2 separate regions of the Homo sapiens genome follow, and region 2 is linked to region 1. A link is a loop called in an ENCODE intact Hi-C map of the cell type or tissue named here. Cell type or tissue: dorsolateral prefrontal cortex. All regions are shown on one strand. Links, peaks and the distances in the headings refer to the core of each region. The heading gives the core; the rest is flanking DNA.

What was found. Hi-C counts contacts between places; a loop is a spot of excess contacts. Peaks named below come from ENCODE experiments on the same cell type or tissue, not always from the same donor. Only the 100,000 strongest peaks of a DNase experiment are listed, where the experiment ranks them.
Region 2: it touches region 1 in a loop (5-fold over the local background); 41 of 110 quality-filtered maps call a loop at or near these places.

The regions. Positions count from the first base shown.
Region 1 is chr11:113,889,136-113,904,175 of GRCh38, forward strand. It overlaps a transcript of HTR3B not described here. Among named protein-coding and RNA genes, the nearest start is that of HTR3B, 8.1 kb to the right of the region's middle. RefSeq lists a silencer at 6,639-6,839. In dorsolateral prefrontal cortex, for the core only: a CTCF peak has its summit at 7,358 (motif pointing right); a DNase peak (open chromatin) is centred at 7,346; H3K27ac peaks cover 1,731 bases.
Region 2 is chr11:113,990,000-114,005,039 of GRCh38, forward strand. HTR3A (5-hydroxytryptamine receptor 3A) reads left to right here. Exons shown (of 9, transcript NM_000869.6): 9 at 1-314. LOC124902760 (a long non-coding RNA gene) reads right to left here. Exons shown (of 2, transcript XR_007062895.1): 2 at 5,962-6,071. Among named protein-coding and RNA genes, the nearest start is that of HTR3A, 22 kb to the left of the region's middle. RefSeq lists an enhancer at 1-95. In dorsolateral prefrontal cortex, for the core only: CTCF peaks have their summits at 4,547 (motif pointing right) and 4,747; DNase peaks (open chromatin) are centred at 2,332 and 4,543; H3K27ac peaks cover 1,510 bases.

The DNA.
Region 1 (15,040 bases), core at 3,489-11,488:
ACATGGTTACTTATAGAGAAAAGAAATTTATTTCTGACAGTTCTGGAAGTTTTTGTCCAAGGTTGAGGTGTTGGCATTTTGTGAGGGTCTTCTTGCTGAGTCATCTCATGGCAGAAGGCAAAAATTAAAAGGAGCTCACATGAGAGCAAGAGTGGACAAGAGGGGCTTACCTTGCTTTTTATCAGGAACCCACTCTTGTGAAAATGCCATTAATCCATTCATAAGGGCAGAACCCTCATGGCCTAATCACTGTCACTCAGGCTGGAGTGCAGTGGCCCAATCTCACTGCAACCTCTGCCTGCCAGGCTCAAGTGAGGTTCCCACCTCAGCCTCCCAAGTGGCTGGGACCACAGGTGTGTGCCACTACATCTAGCTATTTTTTTTTGTATTTTTTTGTACACATAGGGTTCACCATATTGCCCAGGTTGGTCTTGAACTCCTGGGCTCAAGCGACCCACCTGCCTTGGCCTCCCAAAGTACTGGAATTACAGATGTGAGCCACTGCACCTAGCCTGTCCCATCTGGGTGAGCCACTGCACCCAGCCATTACCATCACAATGGCAATTAAATTTCAACCTGAGTTTTGGAGGGGACATTCAAACCATAGCAAGATGTTGGGGGTCTCTGTGTTGGTTTTCATAAAAACTAAAAATCTAGGCCAGGCACGGTGGCTCACGCCTGTAATCCCAGCACTTTGGGAGGCCGAGGCGAATGGATCACCTGAGGTCAGGAGTTTGAGACCAGTCTGGCCAACATGGAGAAACCCTGACCAACATGGCGAAACCCTGTCTCTACTAAAAACCCAAAAATTAGCCAGGCATGGTGGTGTGTGCCTGTAATCCCAGCTACTAAGGAGGCTGAGGCAGGAGAATCACTTGAACCCGGGAGGTGTAGGTTGCAGTGAGTGGAGATCACTCCGTTGCACTCCACCCGGGGCAACAAGAGTGAAACTCTGTCAAAAAAACAAAAACAAAAACAAAAAAACCCTAAAAATCTAAGCCACTTTATTGATATAATGCCTCATCTGTGTCTTGAACTCCTGGCCTCAAGCAGTCCTCCTGCCTTGGCCTCCTGACGTAAGTGCTGGGATTACAGGCATGCGCTACCATGTCCAGCTGAGACCTCATCTTCATCTTTAACTGAGCTATAAAGAGCTTATTTTCCCTTTTCTAAATGACAGATTGAAAATAGTTTTGTTGGGCCAGGCACAGTGGCTCAAGCCTATAGTCCCAGCACTTTGGGAGGCCGAGGGGGGGCGGATCACGAGGTCAGGAGTTCAAGACCAGCTGGGCCAACATGGTGAAACCCCGTCTCTACCAAAAATACAAAATTTAGCTGGGCGTGGTGGCACACACCTCCAATCCCAGCTACTCAGGAGGCTGAGACAGGAGAATTGCTTGAACCTGGAAGACAGAGGTTGTAGTGAGCAAAGATCGAGCCACTGCACTCTAGCCTAAGCAACAAAGTGAGACTCTGTCTCAGGAAAAAAAAAAAAAGAAGAAAGAAAGAAAAAGAAAGAAAATAGCTTTGTTCTCACAAAATAATTGAAATTTTTTGTTTGTTTGTTTTTGTTTTTGTTTTTTTGAGACAGAGTTTCATTCTGTCGCCCAGGCTGGAGTGCAGTGGTACAATCTTGGCTCACTCCAACCTCTGCCTCCCAGGCTCAAGTGATTCTCATGCCTCAGCCCCGCGAGGAGCAGGGACTACAGGCATGTGCCACCACGCATGACTAATTTTTGTTTTTTCATTTTTTGTTTTTGAGACAGAGTCTCGTTCTGTCACCCAGGCTGGAGTGCGGCTCACTGCAGCCTCTACCTCCCGGGTTCAAGTGATTCTCGTGCCTCAGCCTCCTGTGTTGCTGGGACTACAGGCCTGCACCAACACGCCCAGCTAATTTTTGTATTTTTAGTAGAGATTGGGTTTCACCATGTTGGGCAGGCAGGTTTCAAACTCCTGACCTCAAGTGATCTGCCCACCTTGGCCTCCCACAGTGCTGGGATTACAGGTGTGAGCCACCACGCCCGGTCTAACTTTTTTTCTGAGACAGAGTCTTGCTTTGTTGCCAGGCTGGAGTGCAGTGGCGCGATCTCAGCTCACTGCAACCTCCACCTCCTGGTTCAAGTGATTTCCCTGCCTCAGCCTCTCAAGTAGCTGGGATTACAAGCACACACCACCACGCTCAGCTACTTTTTGTATTTGTAGTAGAGACAGGGTTTCACCATGCTGGCCAGGATGGTCTGGATCCCCCGACCTTGTGATCCGCCCCCCTCGACTTCCCAAAATGCTGGGATTACAGGTGTGAGCCACCACACCCAGCCAAACTCAGCTTTTAATTGTTGGTTAATCGCTCTCTGTTTTTCTTTATCTTTTTCCTGAGTTCAAGTCAACTCAATAGCCATACCCACTCAATTCCACTGTTTTTTTTTTTTTTTTTTTTTTTTTTGGAAACAGAGTCTCGCTCTGTCGCCCAGGCTGGAGTGCTGTGGTGCGATCTCGGCTCACTGCAAGCTCCGCCTCCCAGGTTCATGCCATTCTCCTGCCTCAGCCTCCTGAGTAGCTGGGACTACAGGCGACAGCCAACACACCCGGCTAATTTTTTTTGTATTTTTAGTAGAGATGGGGTTTCACGTGTTAGCCAGGATGGTCTCGATCTCCTGACCTCATGATCTGCCCACTTTGGCCTCTCAAAGTGCTGGGATTACAGGCGTGAGCCACCGCGCCCGCCCCTGGGTCCCATCTTATACCATAATGTCAGAATCTATAGAGATGGGACCCAGGTCATTTAAAAATACTCGATGAGCCTCATGTGCTGCCATGCTTGCAGATTACTTGCTTAGACATCACAGCAGTATAACTTAGACTTCAGATTTTAAAATTTCATATTTTATTCTTAAAATATGTGGTCAAGATAGGAACCATGTGACTCTGGTAAAATTATGGCAAAGTCATCAACAAATATTTGGGGAAAGAGCTTTTTCCAGGAGGCGTAATATTTTTTTTCTTTCTTTGAGATGGAGTCTTGCACTGTTGCCCAGGCTGTAGTATAGTGGTGCGATCTCGGCTCACTGCAACCTCCACCTACTGGGCTTAAGTGATTCTCCCGCCTCAGCCTCCCAAGTAGCTGGGACTACAGGCAGGCGCCACCATGCCCGGTTAATTTTTGTATTTTTAGTAGAGATGGGGTTTCACCATGTTGGCCAGGCTGGTATCGAATTCCTGACCTCAAGTGACCCGCCTGCCTCAGTCTCCCAAAGTGCTGGGATTACAGGTGTGAGCCACCGTACCTGGCCAGGAGGAGAAATATTAACTTGAAAAAAGCAATGCCGGGTGCGGTGGCTCACGAGGTCAGGAGTTCGAGACCAACCTGACCAACATGGTGAAACCCCGTCTCTACCAAAAATACAAAAATTAGCCAGGCGTGGTGGCACACACCTGTAATCCCAGCTACTTGGGAGGCTGGGGCAGGAGAATCGCTTGAACCTGGGAGTGGGAGGTTGCAGTGAGCCGAGATCGTGCCATTGCACTCCAGCCTAGGTGACAGAGCGAGAGTTCATCTTTTAAAAAAAAAAAAAAAGCAATAAACCAGCCTGGCCAACATGACGAAACCCTATCTCTACTAAAAAATACAAAAATTAGCCAGATGTGATGGTTATGATCCCAAGGATGCCTGTGAAACCAGGTACTCAGGAGGCTGAAGCAGGAGAATCACTTGAATCCCAGAGGCGGAGGTTGCAGTGGGCCCAGATCGCACCACTGCACTCCAAACTGGGTAAGAGACCGAGACTCCGTCTAAAAAAAAAGTAAAAAGCAACACAACACATAATTAGCCAGGTGTGATGGCATCGTCTGTAATCCCAGCACTTTGGGAGGCTGAGGTGGGAGGATCTCTTGAGGTTAGGAGTTGGAAACTAGCCTGGCCAACATGGTGAAACCCCATCTCTACGAAAAATACAAAAATTAGCCAGGTATGGTGGTGGGTGCCTGTAATGCCAGCTACTCAGGAGGCTAAGCCCCAGAATCGCTAGAACCGGGAGACGGAGGTTGCAGTGAGCTGAGATTGCGCCACTGCACTCCAACCTGGATGACAGAGTGAGACTCTTTTTTGTTGTTGTTGTTGAGATGGAGTCTCACTCTGTCGCCGAGGCTGGAGTGCAGTGGCGCGATCTCAGCTCACTGCAACCTCTGCCTCCCGGGTTCTTGCCATTCTTCTGCTCAGCCTCCCGAGTAGCTGGGACTACAGGCACCCGCCACCACGCCCAGCTAATTTTTTTGTATTTTTAGTAGAGACGGGGTTTCACCATCTCAGCCAGGATTGTCTCCATCTGGGATTACAGGCCTGAGCCACCGCGGCCGGCCCAGAGTGAGACTCTTGTCTCAAAAAAGAAAAAGAAAAGTGTTAATTGTATTTCTGTATGTTTGGGCTCTGCAAAGTTAATCATCAGGTTACTGGAAATTTAATTGTCTTCTTTTAAATTTATTTTTATTTTATTTATTTATTATTATTATTTTTTGTGATGGAGTCTCGCTCTGTCACCCAAGCTGGAGTGCAGTGGCATGATCTCGGTTCACTGCAACCTCCACCTCCCGGGTTTAAGCGATTCTCCTGCCTCAGACTCCCAAGTAGCTGGGACTACAGGCACAGTCACCATGCCCGGCTAATTTTTGTATTTTTAGTAGAGACAGAGTTTCACCATGTTGGCCAGGCTGGTCTCTTGACCTCGTGATCCGCCAGCCTCAGCCTCCCAAAGTGCTGGGATTACAGGCGTGAGCCACCGCTCCTGGCCTATTGTTATTTTGGGGGGCCAAGTCTTGCTCTGTTGCCCAGGCTGGAGTGGAGTGGCACAATCTCTGCTCACTGCAGCTTCCGCCCCCTGGGTTCAAATGGTCCTTGTGCCTCAGCCTCCCCAGTAGCTGGGATTACAAATGCATGCCACCACCCCAGCTAATTTTTGTATTTTTTGGTAGAGACAGGGTTTCAAGACTGGGTGTGTCTCACATCTGTACTTCCAGCACTTTGGGGGGCCGAGGCAAGTGGATCACTTGAGGTCAGGAGTTTGAGACCAGTCTGGCCAAATGACAAAACCCCATCTCTGCTAAAAATAAAAAATTTAGCCGGGCATGGTGGCAGGCGCCTGTAATCCCAGCTACTCAGGAGGCTGACGTTTGAGAATCGCTTGAATCCAGGAGGTAGAGGCTGCAGTGAGCTGAGATTGCTCCACTGCACTCTAGCCTGGGTGACAGAGCAAGACTCTGTCTCAAAAAAAAAAAGAAAAGAAAAGAAAGAAAGAAAGAAAGAAAAGGGACAGGGTTTCGCCACGTTGGCCACACTGGTCTCGAACTTCTGACCTCAAGTGATCCACCCGCCTCTGTCTCCCAAACTGCTGGGATTATAGGCGTGATACCATGATGCCTGGCCTTAATTGTCTTCTGAAGGAATAAGAAACTTAGTGCCTCCCGTGTGTCTGTGCTGTCTCTGAAACAGAAACTGATAGTGGTCTTTCTAGATCTTTTCAGACCTCCGTTCCTCTTCTGCACTCCCTCTCTTGGCTTCCCTGCACTGTGGCTTCCAAGGCCCACACCTAGGACTTTTGTTGGAGACGTCTCCTTGGCTACTAAAGCTTTGTCTGCCCAGGAAAAGACCAGGAAATATCTGGGAGTTCACTCCCTGTTCCCCTTAGCCAACAGCTGACAGGTGGGAGTGAGAGTGTGCAGGCCAGCTTCCCTTGTGTGGTTTTCACTGTCAAGTTTCCCTGAGGGTTCAAGCTGAAACCACGCTCCCCTTTCCCAATTTCTATTGGGAGTATTTCTAAAATTGATTGCTTGTACACAAAGCCTTATTATAGGTATGTTTCAGGGAAACCTAATCTAAGACAGTCAGCGTTACAGAGTTTTATCCCTCCTGTCAATATTAAAATTTGATATGGCTTTTAATTTTTTTAACTTTTAATTAAATTTTTATTTGACCAAGAGAAAACTGTCTAGAATTGTCTGACATTTAAAATCCACTTAAACAAAGCAGATTACCACCTTCAAGCATCACAATTATTCAGCATAAAGAACCTTTGTTGAAACATCTTTCTCATTTATTTAGGAGGAAAAATAAATCTAGAACAGAACCAAACAAAACTTTTTTATTTTTATTAAAAAATTCCAATTCTTAAAATACCATGAACCATCTACTGAAACTGTACTTCAACAAGGGGCAGGATTTATCTCAAGGCCATGTTCACCTGCAACCTGCTGATAAATCTCTTTTAGAAAACTTAAGTGGCTCTACTGCGATTATTGACTTGTGTCTGCTCCACTTGACTGTATGCAGATCGAAAGCAGGGTTGGTGCCTTCATAATCTCTAAATAATCTGAACATGGAAACGACTGCTTTGTGCTTTTAAAGAGCTCATATACTTCTAGTCCTGTTCCCTGGGGCATCCTCTGAAACCTGATACACCAGTCTGCCTACCAGGACACTGTGTTACTGGCCCGCTGGGTGGCCAGAGACGAGCTTTACTCTACTAGAAGACGCAGTTAGTCCCTCTGGGGTCCTATCTTCGTAGTAAATCCCTGATATGGCTTTTAATAATATTGTTTATAACTTTTCAGATGTGCAGAAGACTTATTCCCATTCTTAGGAAGACAGTAGGAAAGTTACACTGTAACTTTCACCCGTTCACCCTCTCTTCACCCAGCTGAATATCAGTATTCAGCATAAATGCCATTTGTGAAAAGTCACTGAGGCTGGGCATGGTAGCTCACACCTATGATCCCAACAATTTGAGAGGCTAAGGCGTCTCAGGAGTTGAGCCCAGGAGTTCAAGACTAGCCTAGGCAACATAGGGAAACTAAAAAAAAAAAAAAAAAATTAGCCAGGCATGGTGATACTTACTTGTAGTCCTAGCTACTCTGGAAGCTGAAGTGGGAGGATCACTTGAGCCCAGGAGGTCAAGGCTGAAGTGAGCTATGATCACACCACTGCACTCTAGCCTGGGTGACAGAGCGAGACCCTGTCTCAGGAAAAAGAAAAAGAAAAAAAGAAGTTACTGAGTCAGTTTCCCAGGAAACTTGGGAGCTCCTAGGGACCAAGAGTTTGGAAGAATTGCAGTAAGGAGGTAGGAGGAAGGAACTGGCCGGTCATAAGCTGTGTGAAAACAGATCGAATGGGTTGGTGTGGATTGGTGCTGGTGAACGCAAAGAGGAGAATTTACAGCAAAGACGAATAGTGGTGACATGAAGAGAGGCCTGAAATGACTTTGAAATCATTTGAAAGTGCACTGTATAATAAAACTTAAAATGAGTTGGCATAGTTTTCTGGGGTTGCGCAGAATTGGTTAAGGCAGGCACGACAGCCACCACAAGGTGGTGCTCTGATTATATTCACAGCCACCAACTCGAATTTCCTCAGAGCTTTACAGTTCCCCACTCTGCTCTCAGTCTTTCTGGGCTCTAACTAGGGGTCTGTCACACTCCAGCCATACTCAGCCAGCCTATTATTAGTGCCAAGCCTTCCTCCTGGCGCGATGACAGTGTAAATTTCAGCAATGGCAGAAGGGGGACAAATACAGCTGTTGTGCATTTTAGAATAATTGCTATAGGCCATTTGGAGACAGATTTATAATAACAGCACTTATACAGACTTATACAATATTTCACTTTCCTATTTTATCCCCGGTCAACACTCTGCATCATGAACTTTTGAATTCTTTCAACTCATGTGAGTCTAGAATTATCTTCCCCCAATTTTACAAAGTGAGGCTTGCACCCTCCCCCCGACCCCGTTCCCAGAAGGCACCATGCACTCTCATCTCAACCTCCAGCCCTTTCATGTGCAATTCCTTTTGCTGGGAGCTCCGTTCACCCTCTCCCCACTCAGATGAATATCAGTACTCAGCACAAATGCTATTTGTGAAAAGCCTCCACCTACTCCCACTCCAAGTCTGGGCTCCTTTCTTTGCCTGGGTCCTCTCCAGTTCATCCATCTATAGGCGTTTCTCTCAAAGATTTCTTATCTGTCACCTCCAATCCACCTCTCCCCAGCTTTCTTATCCATAGATTGTCAATGTCTATCACAATTTCCTACTTACTAAGTGGATGAATGAATGAATAAATAAATAAATTTCTAAAGGATCAAAGATCTTTCCTCATCTTGAGTCATAGCAGAGATGGAAATATCCAGAGATTTACACCTGAACCAGAACATCTCACTGGCTGCAGTAATTGACTGCCTTTCCCCAGAAAATGTCTAAATGGGTCTAAATGGAAATGTTGGGGGCCCTACAGTGAGCCATAGATCAGGGGAGATCCCCCAGTGCTGGCACAGCAAGACTTCAAGGCCCATAATCTGTGCAGAAGATCTAAACAACATAGTGTACAGGGTAAGACTGTCTGTCGTATATTGTAGTCTCACTAAGCGGTTTCTTGGAATTGATGTCATTGGGAGCGTAAACAGAAGCAGCAAGCTTCTGTGTTCCTCCAAGTTCCTTCCACCTTCTATTTTCCTCTAGCTTTTGGGGTACATCTTACCCCCAAGGACTGTAAAATCTCTGAACTTGGAGTACACTCTGAGTGAGTCAAAGGGACTCATGATCTGCCTGCACCGGTGTCTCATGTTTGTCTTTTGCACTAATTGCTCCCTGGTTCTGGAGCAAACCAAATAAAGGCAATCTTGCTTCAGAACCAAGTTGTCATTCTCACCCATCCTTTGTGAAATGGGTGGTGAGTGTATCTCATCTTGGATGTGGTTATGAAAAGGCTGGATTCCTCTTGGCATCATCTTTCTGGCATAAGCCAGAATTCTTTTCTGTTCATTTGTTAATTCTTTCTTCCCTGTTTTCCTCCCATCTTTCTGGAACACTCAATGAACACTTACTAGGTGCCAAGCTCTACGATGGAGATATAAAGCTGAATAACACAACATTGCTCCACCTTCAAGGTATTCACCAAATTCTAGACTGACAGAAAAGTAAACAAATACTTATAACACACCTGAATGAGTACTGTAATGTAGGAATATATGAGGCCTTGTAAGATCAAGGGAGTGGTCACAGCATGTAGTTAGATGTTTTGAAAACAGCTGGTGGGAGGGGTCCTGGTGGGAGTGTTTGCTGATTTCCATGTGACAAATTTTGTCATTATGACTTTCTTCCTTTCTTTCTTTCTTTCTTTCTTTCTTTCTTTCTTTCTTTCTTTCTTTCTTTCTTTCTTTCTTTCTTTCTTCCTTTCTTCCTTCCTTCCTTCCTTCCTTCCTTCCTCTTTCTTTCTTTCTCTTTTTCTCTCTCTCTTTCTTTTTCTCTTTCTTTCTTTCTTTCCTTCTTTCTTTCTTCTTTTGAGGCAGAGCCTCACTCTGTTGCTAAGGCTAGAGTACAGTGGCACAATCACAGCTCACTGCAGCCTTGACCTCCCCAAGCTCAGGTGATCCTCCCACCTCAGCCTCCCAGCTAGCTGGGGCTACAGGCACGCACCACGATACCCAGCAATTTTTTTGTAGTTTTCGTAGACACAGGGTTTCACTACGTTAGCCAGGCTGGTCTTGAACTCCTGGGCTCAAGTGATCTGCCTGAGTTAGCCTTCCAAAGTGCTTCCAAGGTGTGAACCACTGCTCCTGGCTGACTGATTTCAATTTACCAACTGATATCACTGGAAACAAATGAAAAAACAATGGTCTTTTTGATCAGTGAGAGCTGGCTCCAGCACGTGACCATGATTTCAGCCTTGTGAGACCCTGAGCAGATCTGTTCATTCTGTTCCTGGACTTTTGACCTACAGGACTGTGAGCTAGATGAGTGCTGTTTTAAGCCCATAAATTTGTGGTAATTTTTAATGCAGCCGTAGAAAACTAACTCAATGCTGTTTAAACCCTCTTTAAGGATGTGAAAACTAAGGCTTAGAAGCAGTAAGGAGTTTGACCAAGGCCATGAGCATCTAGCAAGCGATGAAGCTAGGATGCACAATGAGGTAAGTCTGACTTGAAGGCCTGGGACCTTATATCTTATGCTCTATGACCTCCCATAGAAAACCATGACACAAAAACCACGAAAGGCCAGAACCATGAGGGACTCCATTCCCTTGTTTATTTGTTTACTTTTTAAGGACCGTAAAATGTGCATTATTATTAAAAATGAAATTCTAAGCTAGAGGAAAATCGAATGCTGAGTGTGTCTTTGGACTTGAGGTGCCTCCTCTGTGGTTAGCTTGATATTGATTTCAGAGGAAAACACTGTGGAGTAACAGAAATTTCATATGGGACTCTACTCATTAAATGTTTGAGTTTGGCTGGAATGTCCATTTCTGCTTTTTTCCTCCAGCCTGACCAGATGTGCTCAGAAAATTTGGTTCCCCGAATATGTACATCTGTCAAAATTCCTGTCAATTTTAGCATGACTGCCAAGGGAGTGAACAAAGAGAGTTAGCGATTAACTTCAAAGAACTTTGTTGGAGAGGAATAAAGATATTTAAGGCCTATTTTTTGAACTAATTGCATTTGCATATTTATGGGATTTACTGGTATAGCAGTAATTAAAAACTATTTAGTAGTCTTAAAGGACGCATAACTCAGTTGCTGTTTGCATAATAAACACTTCCTTATTATGTTTGCATAATAAACCCTCTCCCCTTGCTTCTTCCAAAAGACATCGGTCGATCTAATAGGTGCCATATCTTACTTGAAAATAATGGAGAAACAGAGTGCAAAGGCTCATGGGGATGTGAAGTGGGGACTTCTAAAAGAAATATATTTTCAGGTACTTTCTTAATGATGGGCTTGGCCTGAACTTCTGTAAGAGAATCGCAGATTCAAATCCCAGATTAAGTCTTTGTTTCTTTTACCCAAGTAATGCCACTTAAGAAGTCCAAACACGTTTGGGTGAGGTGGCTTACACCTGTAATCTTAAAACTTTGGGAGGCCGAGGCAGGTGGATCACCTGAGGTCAGGAGTTCGAGACTAGCCTGGTGAAACCCTGTATCTACTAACAATACAAAAATTAGCCGGGTGTGGTGGCATGCACCTGTAGTCCCAGCTACTCGGGAGGCTGAGGCAGGAGAATCACTTGAACTTGGGAGGCAGAGGTTGCAGTGAGCCGAGATCACACCACTGCACTCCAGCCTGGAAAACAGTGCAAGACTCCATCTCAAAAAAAAGAAAGAAGTCCAAATGCCTAGCCCCTCATGATTCCAAATTTTGACTTACATATACTGATCTGCTGGAAAGGCTAGAATGAGACTTACCCCCACACTCATCCTTCCAAGGATGATGTCTGGGGAATTAGCAGAAACAATGCAGATAAAAAGCTTTCTCTGGGTGGATGTATTAGTCTATTCTCACACTGCTATACAGGCATACCTGAAACTGGGTTATTTATTTTATTTTATTTTGTTTTATTTTTTGAGATGGAGTTTTGCTCTTGTTCCCAGGCTGGAGTGCAATGACGCAATCTCGGCTCACTGCAACCTCTGCCTTCTGGGTTCAAGCGATTCTCCTTCCTCAGCCTCCTGAGTAGCTGGGATAACAGGCATGGGCCACCATGCCCAGCTAATTTTGTATTTTTAGTAGAGATGGGGTTTCACCATGTTGGTCAGGCTGGTCTCGAACTCCTGACCTCAGGTGATCCACGAGACTGGGTAATTTATAAAGAAAGTGGTTTAATTGACCCATAGTTCTGCATGGCTGGGGAGACCTCAGGAAACTTACAATCATGGTGGAAGGGGAAGGGGAAGCAAGGCAACATCATCCATGGTGGAGAGAGAGAGAGAAGGGGGAAGCGCCACACTTTTAAACTATCAGGTCTCATGAGAACTCACTATCATGAGAACAGCAAGGGGAAAATCTGCCCCCATGATCCAATAACCTCTCACCAGGCCCCTCCTCTGACACATGCGGATTGAAATTTGAGATGAGATTTGGGTGGGGACATACAGCCAAACCATATTAGTGGATGAAAAATGCTGTATGTAAGATAGTGAGGAGGGACCATTTTTGTGAAAAACTGAAGGGTGGGGAGAGGAGCAATACCAAACCTAAAAGAACTGAGTATGAGCTGGGTGTAGTGGTGCATGCCTATATTCCTAGCTACTGGGGAGGCCAAGGCGGAAGGATCACTTGAGCTCAGGAGATCAAGACCAGCCTGGGCAACATACCAACACCTCATCTCTACTAAAAAGAGAAGAAATTAGCCAGGTGTGGTGGCACACACATATACTCCCAGCTATGGGAGGCTGGGATGGGAGGATTGCTTGAGGCTGGGAGATGGAGGCTACAGTGAGCCATGATCACACCACTGCATTCCAGCCTGGGCGACAGAGTGAAACTCTGCCTCTTAGGGAAAAAAAAAAAAAAAGCTAAAAGTACTGAGTAAACAAAGTCCAGACAGGACACTAAGATTAGAAAAAGAAAGATCTAAGCCAGCTGACAGTACAGAGCAAGGCTGTCAAGGAAAGATCAGGAAGCATTGTATATAAACTACTTTGAAGACAAGTCACTCATACAAAATCATTGCCATCTTGACAGAATTCATCAGCCAATAAAGAGCCATAATGGGCAGGATTACTAGACTGTTGTTAAGTTAGCTAATGAAAGTTGTAATGTACCTGTATTACACATCATTAGTAATGGCCTTCCAGTAACAGATGGGCATATCAGAAAGTGCAAAGAAAAGGGAGGGAAGCACGTCCCCAGAAGGTTTGACTTAGAGTCATAGCTTACTACAATGCATGGCAAGAATGCAATGTCGATCATCGCCTCAATTAAACCTTTGCATAAAGGGATGCTTCTGCATTGCTTTCCCATAAAAACTGCTACCTACATAGCTATATTGCCTGTAGCTTGCCTTTCTCTTGTCCTAATTCATCCCATAAGTAGAAGCTGACAATTCAAAGAACTGATAGGAAGAGCTGAGACTTTGAGGGCCAGATCAGTCCTCTATGATCTTCCCTCTTGATGAAGCCCCATTTATCTGCCCACCCTCTCTAAAGAGTATTTCTCAGATAAACTTTCCATAACTGTGTACCAAAGTTCCTCCACCAAGTTACATTTAAATTACTCTTTCTTCTGAAATATTTTCAAATGTATAGCAGAATTGGATGGATAGTACAAAGAATTCCCCTAGACCCCCACAATCATTTGAGAATAAGTTAGCGACATGATCAACATGATGTGCCCTGTTTTTGTTTTTTGTTTTTTTTTTCTTTTCTGAGACAGAGTCTCATTCTGTCGCCCAGGCTGAAGTGCAGTGGTGTGATCTCGGCTCAGTGCAACCTCTGCCTTCTGGGTTCACAAGATTCTCATGCCTCAGCCTCCTGAGTAGCTGGAATTACAGGCATGTGCCACCGTGCCGGGCTAATTTTTGTATTTTTAGTAGAGACAGGGTTTCACCATGTTGGCCAGGCTGGCCTTGAACTCCTGATCTCAGGTGATCTACCCACCTAGGTCTCCTAAAGTGCTGGGATTACAGGCGTGAGCCACTGTGTGCGATCTTCCCTCATTCTTGAATACTTAGTGTGCTGGTCTTACAAACAAGGACATTCTTTTGCATAATCTCTATACAATTAAAATCAGGAAACCAACATTACTACATTGCCACATTACTACCATCTAATCCACATACCTCATTCGAGTTTCAATTCTTCCCAAAATGTTCTTTATAACAAAAGGATCCAATTCAGAATCAGATATTGTGCTTGTGTCTCTTTAGTCTGATAGGTTCCTCAGTCTTTCCTTAACTTTTATAACCTTGGCACTTTTGTGTGTGTGTGTTTTTGTTTTTGAGACAGGGTCTACCTCTATTGCCCAGGCTGGAGTGCAGTGGCACAATCACAGCTCACTGCAGACTCTATCTCCTGAGCTCAAGTGATCCTCCTGCCTCAGCCTCCCAAGTAGCTGGGACTACAGGAGTGCACCACCACATTAAACTAATCTTTTATTTTTTTGTGTGGAGACAGGGTATCCTTATGTAGCTTAGGCTGGTCTCAAATTCCTGGGCTCAAGCAGTCCTCTTACTTCAACCTCCCAAAGTACTGGGATTACAGGTATGAGCCATTGCACCTGGCCCACCTTGGCACTTTTGAAGATGCCTGCTGTTTTGTTTGTCCCACAGTATGCCACTGTCTCATCTGGTGTTTCCTCCTGAATAGATTCAAGTTATGAATTTTTGGCAAGACTATACCGGAAGAGCTATGGAAGCTAGGTGTGCTTGTTACTATTGGGGTGTCATTCTCCTAGGCTGCTAAGTGGACAGAGCTAGGGAATATATGCATGTATGAACATGTGCAAACACACATTACATTTGTATTTATTTCTTTTCTTTTCTTTTTTTTTTTTTTTTTTTGAGGCGGAGTCTCCCTCTGTCTCCCAGGCTGGAGTGCAGTGGCGCGATCTTGGTTCATGGCAACCTCCACCTCCTGATTCAAACAATTCCCCTGCCTCAGCCTCCCGAGTAGCTGGGATTACAGGCATGTGCCACCACGCCTGACTAATTTTTGTAGTTTCAGTAGAGATGGGGCTCACCATGTTGGTCAGGCTGGTCTCAAACTCCTAACCTCAAGTGATCCACTGGCCTCGGCCTCCCAAAGTGCTGGGATTACAGGCTTGAGCCACCACGCCCAGCTTATTTGCAATTATTTATATATTTAGCAAATGTACTGAAAACCATGGGTTCACACTGATACCTCCAAAACCAAGTCAACACCAAATGGTTATCTTAGTTTTCTCTCTTTCTGTGTATACCACTCCCTTCACCAACAGTAAGAAAGCAATTAGGCTACATTTTATTGGTAGATGAAAATTAGGTGTAGAACTTCATGGATTCTAAACAAAGGGACTGAGTGATTAGGAGAATAGGAATCAAATATATACTTTCCCCCCTTCGGTTGGCTCTGTGAAAATTTATATCAAAATTTGCCTCTATAATCTCATTTTTAATAAAAAAGCAGGCAGATGTTGGAAATGGTATTTGTTTTTTCTTTCTAGAGCATCTGGGGGTGTCTAGAAATGGAAAATAGTGTTATTGTATAGAATTATGCATCATGTTCCTTAGTAATGAAAAATGAATGCGTA
Region 2 (15,040 bases), core at 1-8,000, 97 kb after region 1:
ACCATGGCTTTAAAACATGCTGTCTTAGATCAGGAGAAACTCGGGCACTCCCTAAGTCCACTCTAGTTGTGGACTTTTCCCCATTGACCCTCACCTGAATAAGGGACTTTGGAATTCTGCTTCTCTTTCACAACTTTGCTTTTAGGTTGAAGGCAAAACCAACTCTCTACTACACAGGCCTGATAACTCTGTACGAGGCTTCTCTAACCCCTAGTGTCTTTTTTTTCTTCACCTCACTTGTGGCAGCTTCCCTGAACACTCATCCCCCATCAGATGATGGGAGTGGGAAGAATAAAATGCAGTGAAACCCTAAACTCTCTTCTTTTTTTTTTCTTTTTTTGTATTTATACATTTTGCTTGTTTCTTTTTTTTTAAATTTTATTATTATTATACTTTAATTTTTAGGGTACATGTGCACGACATGCAGGTTTGTTACATATGTATACATGGGCCATGCTGGTATGCTGCACCCATTAACTCATCATTTAGCATTAGGTATATCTCCTAATGCTATCCCTCCCCGCTCCCCGCTAGACTCTCTTCTTAACCATTTGTCAGCAGCTTTGGGAAGAGGTTGGATGGTTAGAAGAAGAGATTTACAGTTAGTTAATCCCAACACTTTGGGAGGTCGAGACAGGCAGATCACTGGAGGTCAGGAGTTCGAGACCAGCCTGGCCAACATGGTGAAACCCTCCTCTACAAAAAGAAAGCCAAAAATACAAAAATTAGCCAGGCATGGTGGTGCATGCCTGTAATCCCAGCTGACTGGGAGGCTGAGGCAGGAGAATCATTTGAAGCTGGGAGGCAGAGGTTGCAGTGAGCTGAGATCATACCACTGCACTCCATCCTATGTGACAGAGCTAGATTCTGTTAAAAAAAAAAAAAAAAAAAGAAGAAGAGATTGGTGCCTCTAGGCCCAGGAAACTGGGAGATGACAAATAGGTTGAAAAGCATTTGCACAGGAAGGATAAACACCAACTTCATGATATTAGGGATCTGGAAAAGGAGTGGAGGATGAGACTAAGGAGGGGTATACAGGGATTCTCAGTTATATTAGTTTTTTAATTTAAATTAAATGGTGGGTTTGCAGTTATGTAAGTTACTCTTTGTACTTTAAGTAGCTGTTATAAGAAGAAACACTAGGAGGTGGGATTTAAGGTATGAGGGTCAGGACCAAGAACACTTAGCAATGGAGAGAAAAGAGGGGGAATCTCGGCTTTGCAACCCCTTGGAAAGATGCTGGAAGGGTCCACACAGCCCTGTTACCTGGGCTCATGATCTTTTAGTGAAGGTGGGAGCAAGCTCTCTCCCTGCAAGTGGATACTGCAACGGAATGGAGATGAGAGCTTCAGCACCACGGCCAGCACCAGCTGGTTTGGTGTTTGGTCATTGAATACTGTCTAACTGGCCGGTTGCTCCTAAGATGAACTAGGAATGAAGTTTCATCTGATACTTCCACTCCAGACATATGTGCTTTTGATTCTAGTTATCAGGGATTCATTAGAAATTTTATATTTATTTTTGCTTTGTTGATGGATAGAGATTAGGGTCTCCCAGCAAAAAGCAAAAGATTGTGAGGCTGGGGATTGGCCCTCACAATCGTTGTCTCCTGCTGAGCAGAGATTGGGCTAAAGATGGGGAGTGTTCATCACTTCTTTCTTGGGATGTCCCCTGGCCCCCATCTGTTGGAGCCTGGTCTGAGAACCAAAAGCTGCCCCATTCCACTAGGACTTGCTTGGACTAGCCATGCTGTTTGGTGATTCTCATGTCTCAGGCCAGAGGGATAGGAAGGTGAACATTCTGGCACTGTCAATGCATCACTGGTCAGTAAACGGGTGGCTACTGGCAAAGTGTCCAACCAGAGAGCTAGTAAGACACTAATCATCCTATTGATTCTCCATCTTTCTCTCCCCACCCTTCACCCACAGTCAATGGGGTGACAGAGCCCAGCATCGAGGCAGCCAATTAATCACCTTGAGAATGAGCCACCACATGTAACATCTTCTGCTCCAGTAGCTACATCCAATCAGCTCATAGATCTGGCATGTGGGCTGTGTTGCCCAGGTATGAGAAACTGAGGCCCAGGGCCAGAGACCCCCGCAGTGCACTAACTCCTGATCATCAGTACAAATCTTGGTCTTCTCCCAAGGAGACTTTTGCTCCATCGAGGGTATGAGAACATCCAGAATTTCCCTCCCACCTGTTATACCTCCTGGAAGCTGCTTCCTCCCCTCCTCTTGACACTTTAGCCAGTTGCCTCTCATTCTGTCCTAGCAGAGAGGAGACCAGAAACACTCATGTCTTTATAAGTGCTTCCGGGAAGCTTGCCAAGTCTCTTGCCCATCTCCGCTTCTCTCCTGCAGCCTTCTCTATTCACCAACAAGTACACTCAGTTCTCATTTCCTTTTCCCATTTACCCCGTTTCTCAGTGATGTTATTTCTACTAAAAAGATTCCATCAAAGGTGCTGAAAGTGCCCAGCCTGAACCCTTCTGTGAGTTTGTGACTGGCACTGCTTCAAAGCCATGGAGTCTGTCTCCTGCCATCCTGGAAAGGAGGCTGCCTTTCCTCTGGACGTTGGCAACCTGGCCTCAAGGATCTCAAGGGCACCTCCCAGGAGTGGACACTCAGTGGTTTTCTGAATAGCTCAGGCAGACTGGCTGCACTCAGAGGCCAGGATATGGGCATAGGGGAGATTCCCTTCAGAGAACACGAGGCAGAAAAGTTGCCTGGTTGGGTGAAGGAGGGGGAGGAAGAGCTTGCAGAGAGGTGCAGTTCAGCATTCACCAGCCAGATCCTCTTCCCTCCCCCACCTCCCCCCAGCTTCTGAATCAATACATTTTGAATCTAATCTAATAACAGAGATTTAATGAGGGGATAATGCATGTGGAGCCGCCAGGCGCTTTGTCTCTTCTTTCATGCAGCAGCTGGGGCCCATTATCTGGGGACAATGCCCCGTGCTAATCACTCCCTCTCTCTCCTCCCTCCCAAATGTTTGGGGAGGGGAGGTGAGCGAAAGAGGGCAGCTCCTCCCTTGATTGGAGGGAAGTGGAAGGGTGGAGGGGGGAGGATGAAGTCGAGAAGGTTCTGGATGGTTCCCACACAATAGTCTTGACCTGACGCCAACTCACTGGTCTTCTTCCCGGGCCACACTGTGCACCCTGATCAGTGAGAGGTTGGGGGAGCCCTACCAGTGCATACAAACAGCAGATAATTAATTATCAGCTGCAGTATCAGCTCTGGAAGTTGGGTATTTTTTTTTCTTTTTTCTAACTTGGTCCTCTATAATTTAAGCTATCCCATTGAGGCCTGTGATTGGCCAGCCCTGACTGTCATGGTTAGAGAATTAAACCCTGGTTTTAGAGACCAAGAATATCCCTCTCTGAAACAGAAGCCTGATCTATATTCTCTTTCTACTATCTGGAGGCATGGAGTTTAGACTGTAGGAAGAACTTTCTGATAATGCTATTACTAACATGAATTAGATCGGGAGTGGAAAGGGAAGGATTGGAATCTCATTTCCTAGAAGACTTTAAAAAGAGACCTTTATCTGTTGAGGTTGGGAAGGGGCAGATCAGGAAGAAGAGAAGATCTGCCTTGATTTCCTATCAGAGGTCCAGTTGGGAGGGCTCCCAGAGCTGGCACACCCAAAGCCTGACCACTCCTATTCATTTTTTGAAACATACTTATTGAGGACAGTGAAAGAGTGCCGTGTGAACAGGGAGATTCAAAACTTGAAATCTGGCCCCAACACAGGCTAGCTCTGAAACCCTGGACAAGCACTTAGCTGCCCTGTACTTCAATCTTCTCACCTGTAAAATGGGAATCATATTAGTACATGGCTCATAGGTGTGGTGGGGACCGTGCTCCCAATATGGAGCAAAAGTCCAGGAAATCATGAGGCTGTGGTGGGGAGACGGCTAGAGGCGTATCGGCCCTTCTCGGATGGCTCACATCTCATTCTGAATGGGTGAGAACTGCTCATAGGGCACTGTGGAGGAGAAGCCTTTCTCCTTCATGTCCCCATTTTACAAATGAGCGAGTGAGATGAACTGGTCACTCAGCATAAGCCCAGAGGGGGATGAAGCTCCTGTCCCTATCAGGCTGAATCCAGACCTCTGTGTCCAACACTTTCCTGACTCTTTTCTCCCATTACCACCTTCCCTCCTTTGCCTCTGCACACTCAGAGCTTCTTTGCACACGGTTCCTCCCTAAAACCACACCTTTGAGTTCCTGCTCTGGGAAAGCCTATGGGATACTGGCAAACTTTTCTGTGCTCCTCCTATGCAACACCACCTGCTGTGTCCCTGTATCTGCAAAGAGAGCTAAACTCTTGGCAGACAGACACATCATGAGTATGACAGCTGGGACTAGGGGAGCCTGGAAATTCACCACCATGAGCCTGGGAGAACTCCAACCCCCCCCTCCCAACCCCCGTCCCACTTCAGATGGAAAGAAGTATCCATCCTAAAGACCCCAGTGAGATGTCAATCTTTGGCCGGGGCGGCCACAACCCTGCCTTCTAAGTGGTTTCCACAAGGTGGCAGCAAAGTCCAGAAGTTCTATGGAGGGGCCTTTAGGAACTATTTTGTTGCCCCCTTCCGTCCCCCAGCCTCAAAATAAAACCCTCATCCCTCTCCAGGGGCCTTTGAAGCCCCCTTCCTTCAAGGCCAATACTTTCCTTTGGGCCATCATTAAGGACTGTGCTCCAGAGTGCTTTGGAGTGCTTTTACTCTATTCTGATGCTCTGGCAGAGGCCAGCCCCCAGTCCCCACCCCATCACACACCTGTGCCCATGCAGATCCCCCAGCAACTCAGCCTCCTACTTATGTGCTCACACCTGGACCTCACCTTCAGCTACACGTGTAGTTAGTTGCTCCAGCTATTTCCCTTTCTGCTGTTGCAATGAAGATATTGATGCCTGATGGCAAAGAAGGCCATTTTACCCCAAACCCACGTATACAGAGGCTACAGACTCTCTGCCTTTCTCTTCTGCCCATGTCTCTAAAGCCCCAACTCCAGCTCATCTCACACTGGCTTTGAGGTGCTCCTCAATGGTCCTAGGAAATGAGGGGCAAGAGTGAGGTGCTGCCCGGAGCAGGAGCTGGGGGAGGACGAGGTCCGTGGTTAGATGGGGAGGACGCGACCCTGGGAGATGTTCACTCATCAAAGGGCTCCAGGGCAAGGACTGGAGAGAGGAAGTTGGTTCTAGGTAGGGTTTTCGTGACATGATTGCCTCACCCATCCCATGGCAGGTGCTGTTGCTCCTGCTAGCTGTGTGGACTAGTTTCCTGTTGCTGCCGTAACAAGTCACCAATGTGAAACACAAATTTGTTATCATACAGTTCTGGTGGTCAGAAGTCCAACACATGGATCCACAGGGCTGTGTTCCTTCTGGGAAATCTAGGAGAGAATCTGTTTCCTTGCCTTTCCCGGATTCCAGATGCAAGACACCTGCACCTGTATTCCTCAGTTCGCAGTCCCTTTCTTCAGCTTCAAAGCCAGGAGCTCAGTACCTTTGACTCCTCTCTCTCTCTCTCTCTCTCTCTGTGTGTGTGTGTGTGTGTGTGTGTGTGTGTATCTCATCTCTGCTTCTCTGCTTTGCTTTGTCACATCTCCTTCTCTGACTCTCCTAACTCCATCTTTCCTTTATAAAAACCTTTGTGGTTATAAAGGGCCCATCTAGATAATTTAAAATAATCTCCTCATCTCAAGATTCCTAAATTAATTACACTACAAAGTCCCTTTCATCTTGCACCTTAACATAATCACATGTTCTGGGGATTGGGAAGTGGGCATCTTTGGGGGCCCATCATTCTGTCTACTATCCTGAGACCTTAGGCACTTTGCTTTACTTCCCTGTTTCCTCACCTGTAAAGGTGACATCATAAAAGCACTGCCTTATGGATTGCTGTGAAGAATAAAGGAGCTGATACAGGTAAAGGGTCTGGCACAAAGTAAATGGTTGACAAATTTCAACTATGGTTTTATTATTGTTCGTATGTATAAATCTAGAAGCTTCCTGCACAACAAAGTTGAGGTATGGTTCATCACAGACCCGTTGAATTAATACTGTAAAGGAAATAATACTTTTTATCAGGCATTTGTGTAAAATGGCAACTTTGTGGTGATGAATATTGAGTTCCTTTACAACTTTGTTTTTTTAGACAGAGTCTTGCTCTGTCACCCACGCTGGGGTGCAGTGGCACAGTCTTGGCTCACTGCAACCTCTGCCTCTGGGTTCAAGCAATTCTCCTGTCTCATCCTCCTGAGTAACTGGGATTATATTTATTTAATCTCATGCACCATGCGATGGCAATGAAGGTTTACCCAAAACCCATGTATACACAGGCTATGGAGGACTCTCTGCTTTTCTCTTCTGCCCATGTCTCTAAAGCCCCAAATCCAGCCCATCCCACACTGGCTCTGAGGTGCTCCTCAATGGTCCTAGGAAATGAGGGGCAAGAGTGAGGTGCTGCCCAGAGCAGGAGCTAGGGGAGGGCAAGGGTCCTCCCCCAGCCAGGTCCACACCTGGCTCATTTTTGTATTTTTAGTAGAGATAGGGTTTTGCCATGTTGGCCTGGCTAATCTCAAACTCCTGGCCTCAAGTGATCTGCCCACCTCGGCCTCCCAAAGCGCTGGGATTACAGGCGTGAGCCACTGTGCCCAGCCCCTTTATAACTTTAGAAGAAGAGAATAGAAAAGCAGAGTCATGGAGGTAATGATTCCAGGACACCAGACTGGCAGGAGACAGATGGTCAGGCCAAAGACGACCTCTGTCTTTTCCCTACCTCCTCCTACTCCCAGGATCTGCTCATCTTCCTGGGAAGATGAGGGGTTTAGATGGTGGTAAGCACTTTTTTTGAGCAGAGTCTTGCTCTGTCGCCCAGGCTGGAGTGCAGGGGCATGATCTCTGCTCACTCCAACCTCTGCCTCCTGGATTCAGGCAATTCTTGTGCCTCAGCCTCCCAAGTAGCTGGGACTACAGGTTTGTGCCACCACTCACAGCTAATTTTTTTTTTTTTTTGGTAGAGATGGGGTCTCACTATGATGGCCTGGCTGGTCTCAAACTCCTGACCTGCCTCAGCCTCCCAAAGTGCTGGGATTTCAGGCGTGAGCCACTGCTCCCAGCCCAGATGGTGGTAAGGACTTCTTGAAGCAAGAGGTGTTAAACACAGAATGGGTGTAGAATTATTCACTCAGAAGCCTTTAACAGAGACACCCACCCCTTCCAAGCCTCTCCTGTAGAGGCAGGAGATGGACAGGATGACCTCTAGAGACCTTCTGAGCTTCAGGTCCAGGAAATCCTGCCTTTCCATCTGCGTGACACCTAATCAAGGGCTCAGGCTCCAGCTCTGTGCACTCCATCCTTTCTTCTTGGTCAACCCTTCCACCCCCCCTGCCCTTTTCCCCCAAGGGCTCGTTTTTCTGGTTCTTACTAATGAAACTCAAATCCATATGGGCTTGTCTTTGGGCTTAAAATTCCCATGAGGTGTTCACTCCTAAAAGTCCCCTGAAGGTGAGCAGAGCATTTCTCCTCCTACTTTGTCCTCAGCCACGATGTGCTCTCTCAATGCCCTCTCCTACGTCTGTACTCTCCCAACAACTGTAATCCATGTGTTTATTGTTGGGTGATTTGTTTAGCATTTATCTGGCTCCCAGCCTGTAAGTCTTGGAGGCAAATATTTCACACCCTCTTTTCCACTCACACATCCCTTGACACACAGCTCACGCTTTGTATTTAGTGAGCATGGCAATGAATGAATGGACTGGGGCTGGGAACAGGGACATGGACCATGCAGAAGGAAGACCATATCTAAAACCCTTCTCTGGGCTACTCTTCAGCTCTCACCATCACTGCTGGTTTGAGTAGGGAGAAAAGAGTGGAGGCAGCTGAGAGTGAATCTTCTCTGAGACCCCTGAAGAAAATGAATCGGTGGCTCACGCCTGTAATCCCAGCACTTTGGGAGGCTGAAGTGGGTGGATCGCTTGAGTCCAGGAGTTTGAGACCAGCCTGGGCAACATAGTGAGACCCCGTCTCTACAAAAAATAAAAAAGTAGCTAGGCTCATCCCTCTAGTCCCAGTCCCTCAGGAGGCTGAGGCGGGAGGATGGATTGAGCCTAGCAGGTCGAGGCTGCAGTAAGCTGTGATCGTGCCACTGCACTCCAGCCTGGGCAACAGAACAAGTCCCTGTCTGAAATAAAGAAAAGAAAAGAAAACGAATCCTTTTCCCCCGGAAGTTCCACATTGTGCTCTAGTGGGTTTGGGGCTGTGTCTTCCAAAACCATGATCCCCTGTGGCAAGGACTTGACTGGATTTTACCCAGTGCCATATCGAGTCCTGCACGGTATGCTGGGCATAGGACAGAGGCTCAATCTTTGTAGAATTAATGAAGTGGGTGCTAGCGCAGGTTCTCTTGAAGTCCATTTCCTGTCAGGATGACCATAAAAGTTATCATCCAAACCGGAGAGTTTCTGTCCTGGAAAAAGAAGTGCATTGACAATTGCACATAGACGACGCCCTCAGGTGGGGCTGCCCCAGGCACGCAGGGCATACGGTGACGCTACCTCTCAGGTTCTCCCCTTCTTCCTCAGCTGAGACCAGAGCCCCAGCTGAGACCAGAGACCCAGCTGGTTGGGCTGTGAGCTTCTGATTCCCAGGGATTCTCTGACCTGCCCCCTAGAGTCAAGAGAACTCCGGCTAGGGGAGGAGGGGAGAGGTCTCAGCAAGGCCCTTTGTCCACTGTGGGGTCATGGCTTTTCTCCTGAGGTTCGCCTCAGGTCAGAAGAATTTCCTGTGGGGTCACAGGTCAAATGCCACATGTCCTCAACAGAGCTAGGAGGAGATCTAGCCCTGCCTCTGCCCTCCCCTCCCCCAGGAAGAAGGATGGGCTGATTCTGGAGCAGGAAGCAGCCGCTGAGAGGGTCAGGAGCCCTGGCCTGCAGGCGGGGAGGGGCTCTGAGGGAATCCCCTCTCCCTCCCCGTCACCCCACCACCCCCCACCGTCAGAAGGACAGGGTTCTGGTCACTCCCTCCACCCTTACCCAGAAGGCATCCTTGTACGTGGGGTGGGTGGAGGGGCGCTGCTGGCAAAGGGGACATGCTCCGTGGGGTGGAAAGTTGGCTCTATGGAGCTGAGTTGACAAGGGATCCCCAGATAAGCCATTGCCTTGAAAGTCTATTTTTCAATAATAATCCCATTTGTAGAGGAGAAACCCATATACTTCCCTGCAGAGTAAAGAGAATGCGCAATTGCTTTTGCTAAAGGGGGAAATAGATTTGGGTCTCTTCAGAGCTTCCTGAAAGCTCCCTGGGGGTTCCCAGAGTTTGAGGGTGAAACAGAAATCCCTCTAGGGCCAGGCCATATCTAAGCAGCAGCCCCTCTAAGGGGCCCGATGTCAGAGAGATGGTGGCAAACGGGGTAAGAAGCCCTGCGCCAAAGGTCTACTATGATGTATGCTGGGATGTGGGATCAGCATCACCATCTCCCGCTTGTGTCTGGGGCCCCAGCTTTACAGCATTGCTGTGTCAGGTTGCAGAGGTTGTGTACTGCACAGGCCTGGGTGCACCATTTACATAGACTCTGATGTGAATGGGCCCCTGGAGTTGTACCACTTAGGAAGCTCTCATCACATGGCTTTACACATGCTAGTTTCTCTGCCTAGAATGTCATTCTGGTAAGTTCCTACTCAACCTACAAGACCCAACTCAGAGTTCATCTCCTCCACGGAGTCTTCATGTCTTCCTCTTTGGCTCATGTATCATGCCCACACAGACTTCTGTTCTGTGACTTACTACACAGTGTTCCAATGATTTTTTTTTTTTTTTTTTTTTGAGACGGAATCTCATTCTGTCGTCCAGGCTGGAGTAGAGTGGTGTGTGATCTCAGATCACTGCAACCTCCACCTCGCGGGTTCAAGTGATTCTTCTGCCTCAGCTTCCCAAGTAGCTGGGACTACAGGCATGCACCACCATGCCTGGCTAATTTTTGTATTTTTAGTAGAGATGGGGTTTCACCATGTTGGCCAGGCTGGTCTCGAACTCCTGACCTCAAGTGATCCACCCACCTCGGCCTCCCAGAGTGCTGGGATTACAGGCGTGAGCCACTGCGCTCGGCCCCAGTGATCTATTTAAGTGTTTGTCTTCCCCACTCTTCTCAGAATCTTAACCTCCCCCATGTCCCTGCCTTCCTAGCACAGTGGCTAGAATATGGAGGCACGGAGTGAATAATGATGACTGAGTATTGGAGCTGGAAGGGCCTGTGGGGGATCCCGAACCCTTTTGTTGTACAGAAGAAGAGACTGCAGCCCAGGCAGGTGAAGTGTCTTTCACTTTTGCAGCAGATGGGAACATGCAGGATAGATTCAGGCAGTGATGAGCCCTCAGTACTGTGGACAGGGCAGTCTTACAGGAATGAGAGTGGTCTCTATTCTGAGAACCCTTGGAAACTGGGACCCAAACCTTCTTTTTAGTAGGTTACTCCCTCCTGTCCTCTTCTCTCTCTCCTCTCATTTCCATTGCTGGGTATTTTAAAGGCTATTTTGACTCTCTCTGTTGTAATAAGAAACTAGCAATTAACTATTATAAGGCTGTTTTACAATCGTGTGGAAGCCCCTTTTATCCACGTTGCTTTAAATGGTTACATCTTTTATCCCTAGTTTTCAGGAATATAAAACTTTACAGCGTTTGCTGCAAACCTTCATACTTTGCTTTGCGGTTTATTGCTCCCTCTGCAGATATATCTTTCACATAAATAAGACTTTCATCTGTACAGTACTGGGCTTCATCATTGCAGCTCCCTGTGATTTCATCAGTGGAACTTGGCCTTGGAGCACAAGGTGATTCACATGGAGCCCCCAGATCCCCTGTCCTCTGATCAGGGCTACAGCAACAACCCTGGGATGAAGGAGGTCATGGACTCCAGAGAGAGGGAGGCATGGTGCAGAGTCCTGGAGGGGGTTCCCCCCATTCACCCTGTGCCTGATCTGAGGTTTGGTTCCCCGGAGACACAGGTCGAGAGTGTCCTGGCTTCTCCCATCTTTGGGTGGAGAAGTCTTCCCTGGAGGTAGCTAGGGAATGGCAGAAATAGGCTTACTCAGAGCTCCCCGAGTCATGCCTGGGCAGAGGATGAACGAAGCTCATGGGCAGCCACTGCTCTGGCCATCTTGAGGTGCCAGTCTGAGGGGCAATCTGAGCAGAGGCACCATCTGGAACAGCCATGGTGGCAGGGAGGACCACACAGACTCCTGGGTTTGAACTGATTTTCTGTTTTACTGAATTTGGAGTGTTTGGATCAAACACAAAAATGGATGAATGAATAGCACCTCATATGGTGGCCATGAGAATGGCCTCCCCTGCACCCCCAACTACAGTGGGTGTAATGGATCAAGGACCCTAGCACTGCTCTGAAATCCATGGCAGCCCATGGCTGCTTTTGTGCCAAGGCCATGCTGCTCCTAGCCAGTGACTGAGCAGGACAGGGATGCTAAGGGAGGCCTATTCCTGGGAGACAGGGGACTCCTCTGAGGGCTGACAGGCTGGAGGACTCCCCAGTGGCCTTGCCAAAGCTTCCTTATGCTGCCTGGCAGTCTGGGAAGATCCTGCCCAAGCTTCCTTCCCTCCCTCCTTCACTCACGTCAGCACTGCATCGCTGTCTGACAGCTCTCACAGCCTTCCTTGGCTCCCTCCCCATTTCCCTCACAGGCTTTTGCCCTAATAAAATCCTTGCACATTTAATCCCGTCTTGGCATCTGATTCTCAGAGGACCTGGAATAGAGCATCTCTCATTTACATAAAGAGAGGACATTGTATGTATGAGTGTCACTGTTAGAGATTCTGTGTCTCCATATTGTTTGTGTAGATAGTTGTTAGGAAGACACAGAGACAGGTAGAAGTGGCGTGTAAATGTTTATTTGCAGTGCTGGAAGCAAAGGTGTATGTACCTCTAGGTATAGACATACGTAGGTGGGTATAAGTCAATAGCTATAAATATACTTTTAAACTTGTCATCCAACACTTGGGAATCAAATGCTAATTAGCTGGTGTTGTTATTATATATGTGGGAAGAGTAATGCATGTGTAGCTATAATAATAATCTAACATATACATCTTTATTTATACACATGATTTTACTTAATCCTCACAACAACTCTGAGAAGTTCAATTATGATTTCTATTTCACAGTTGAAAAATGGAGGCCAAGAGAGGTATTCCAGTAGCAAGTGGCAGAATCTGGATTCTTCTGCAGATAATTGTATGTATATTAAGCTAAACAATTAATGTGCATGCATAGAGAGGAACAGGTGGGATAGGTGGATAAAGTGTATGTATCTGAACATATGTGGCAGCTATGTGTGGACCAGCAAATAGATTAGGATATATAAACTTCTTCCTACAATCTTGTCTGTAACTCAGGACTGAGGATATGATTGTGTTTGAACCTGAGCTCAGACTGTGTTTGAACCCCAGCTCAGACTGTGTTTGAACCCCCAGTTCTGAAAACTTATTTCACTGCTCAGCAGTGAAAAACCCCATTGCCTCCTCTTATTCATCTCATCACCTGGATTCAAGGAATCCATGAGTTAGCTCTAGCACTTGGCATCGTCAGTAGCAGATAATGATGCATATATCACTTTGTGTTTTGTATAATTGTTCTCACGTCTTGTTTTCAAAACTAAACTGCTCTTGCTAAGATCAATACAGACTTCCTAGTTGTCCAATCCAATGGAAACTTTTCAGTGCTCCCTCTCTGTGACATTAACAGTGTTGAGCACACTCTCCCAAATCTCTTCTCTGTGGCTCCTTTGATGCCACCTTGTTCTGACTTTCTTCTCCTCTATCTGGGCGCCTCCCTCTCAGTCTCCTCTTGGCTGCCCTTTGTCCGTTCTGAGGCAGACACTACTTGTTGCCTACCTAACAGTTTTCTTCCCTTGCTCCTTTCTGATGGAATTCTGATTTTGGCCAAGCATCCCCCTTCCTCTGAGTGGCAATGGAGTTCCTGAGAGTTGAGCCCAGTCCTTGCAATGAATCCTGGTCAGTCTAAACTACCGGTTCTCAAAATGTGGTCCAGAACTAACAGCATCCACCTCAGCTGGGAACTGTTAGAAATTTGAATTCTTGGCCGGGCGCGGTGGCTCATGCCTGTAATCCCAGCACTTTGAGAGGCCGAGGCTGGTGGATCACAAGGTCAGGAGATTGAGACCATCCTGGCTAACACAGTGAAACCCCGTCTCTACTAAAAATACACAAAATTAGCCAGGCGTGGTGGCAGGTGCCTATAGTCCCAGCTACTCGGGAGGCTGAGGCAGGAGGACGGCGTGAACCCAGCAGGTGGAGCTTGTAGTGAGCTGAGATTGCGCCACTGCACTCCAGCCTGGGCGACAGAGCCAGACTCTATCTCCAAAAAAAAAAAAAAAAAAAATTGAATTCTTGAGTCTCTTTTGAGTCCTACTGCATTGAAAGCTCTGGGGGTGGAATCCAGCAACCTGTGTTTTAACCAACCCCAGGCCATTCTGATGCGTATTCAAGTTTGAGAACCACTGGTCCAAGCCAATCATGGTGAGTGAGTGGTCTCGTTCCCCTTTCCAGTAATTGGATTAGGCACGGATATGATAAAATTTTTGCAAATGTGAGATGAGAAGCTTGCTGGAGGAGAAGGTCTCAGAGAGATTTCTTTGCTTCTAGAAGAGACATGAAGAAGAGATGAGCCCTCTTCATCTGATGAACACTGTGGTGCCGACGTGGTGCCTGGGACTGTGGTAGCCAGGTTTGATAGTGAGGAACAGCCTACAGGCAAGCCAGCATGTTGAGAATGGCAGAGCAGAAAGATGGAAAGGGTCTTCTATGGGCCGAATTGAGTGCTCCCAAAAGGAATGTTGACATCCTCACCTCCAGCACCTCAGAATGTGACCTTATTGATATAATAAGTAAGACCATTGCAGATGTAATTAGTTACACTGTCTTACTCGAACAGGGAGGGCCCTGCATGCAGCATGACTGGTGTAACAAGAGGAGAGAGACACTCCAGAAGAGGAGGGCCGTGTGATGGCAAAGGCAGAGGCTGGAGGGGTGCATCCACAAGCCAAGAAATGCCAAGGACTCCTGGTAACGCCAGAAGGTGGAAAAGTCCAGGAAGGATTCTCCTCTGCCAGTTTCAGAGAGAGTGTGGCCCTGATGACACCTTGATTTTGACGTCTAGCTTCCAGAACTGTGAGAATACATTGTGGGTTTAAGCCATCCAGTTTGTGGGACTTTATTATAGCAGCACTGGGACACTAATACCAGGACCTCATGATCTAGAAACTAACCCTACAGACACCCTGGACTGAGACCGCTTGTTATGTGAAATAACTTTCCTTATCATTGAAGCTAGTTGAATAGCAGTATGTTTTTGTTTTTCAATTACTGGCTTGCTACAGTTTTCTGACTGATAACCCTTAGGTCTTCGTGTTCCTCAGGGTCTGCTCTTGGTCTCCTCTCTTCTAACTTTACAGCTGGGGAGACCTCATCCACTCTCACAGCTTCAGATACCACCCAATGGGCTCCTAACCCTCAAATCTGTGTCCCCAACCCAGACTGCACTGTTGAATTACATATCTAGTTTCTATCTAACATCGTCCCCTGGAGATCCCCCTCAAACTCAGCATGTGCGATTTCAATTTGCTATCAACCCCCTCCTACAAGCTGTACTTTCTATGTTTCCTGTTTCAGTGAATGTCACAACTACCGACTTAGGGGTCCCAACAACATACCTGGGTGTCATTCCATCTTTTTTCTCTCATGTCTAGAACATCCACAAGTTCTGGGTTTGTTTTTGGTTGTTTTGTTTTGTTTTGAGACAGAGTCTCACTCTGTTGCCCAGGCTGGAGTGCAGTGGCATGATCTTGGCTCACCATAACCTCTGCCTCCTGGGTTCAAGTGATCCTCCCACCTCAGCCTCCAAAGTAGCTGAGATTACAGGCATGCACCACCACACCTAGCTCATTATTGTATTTTTGTAGAGACAGGGTTTCGCCATTTTGCCCAGGCGCTGGTCTGGAAT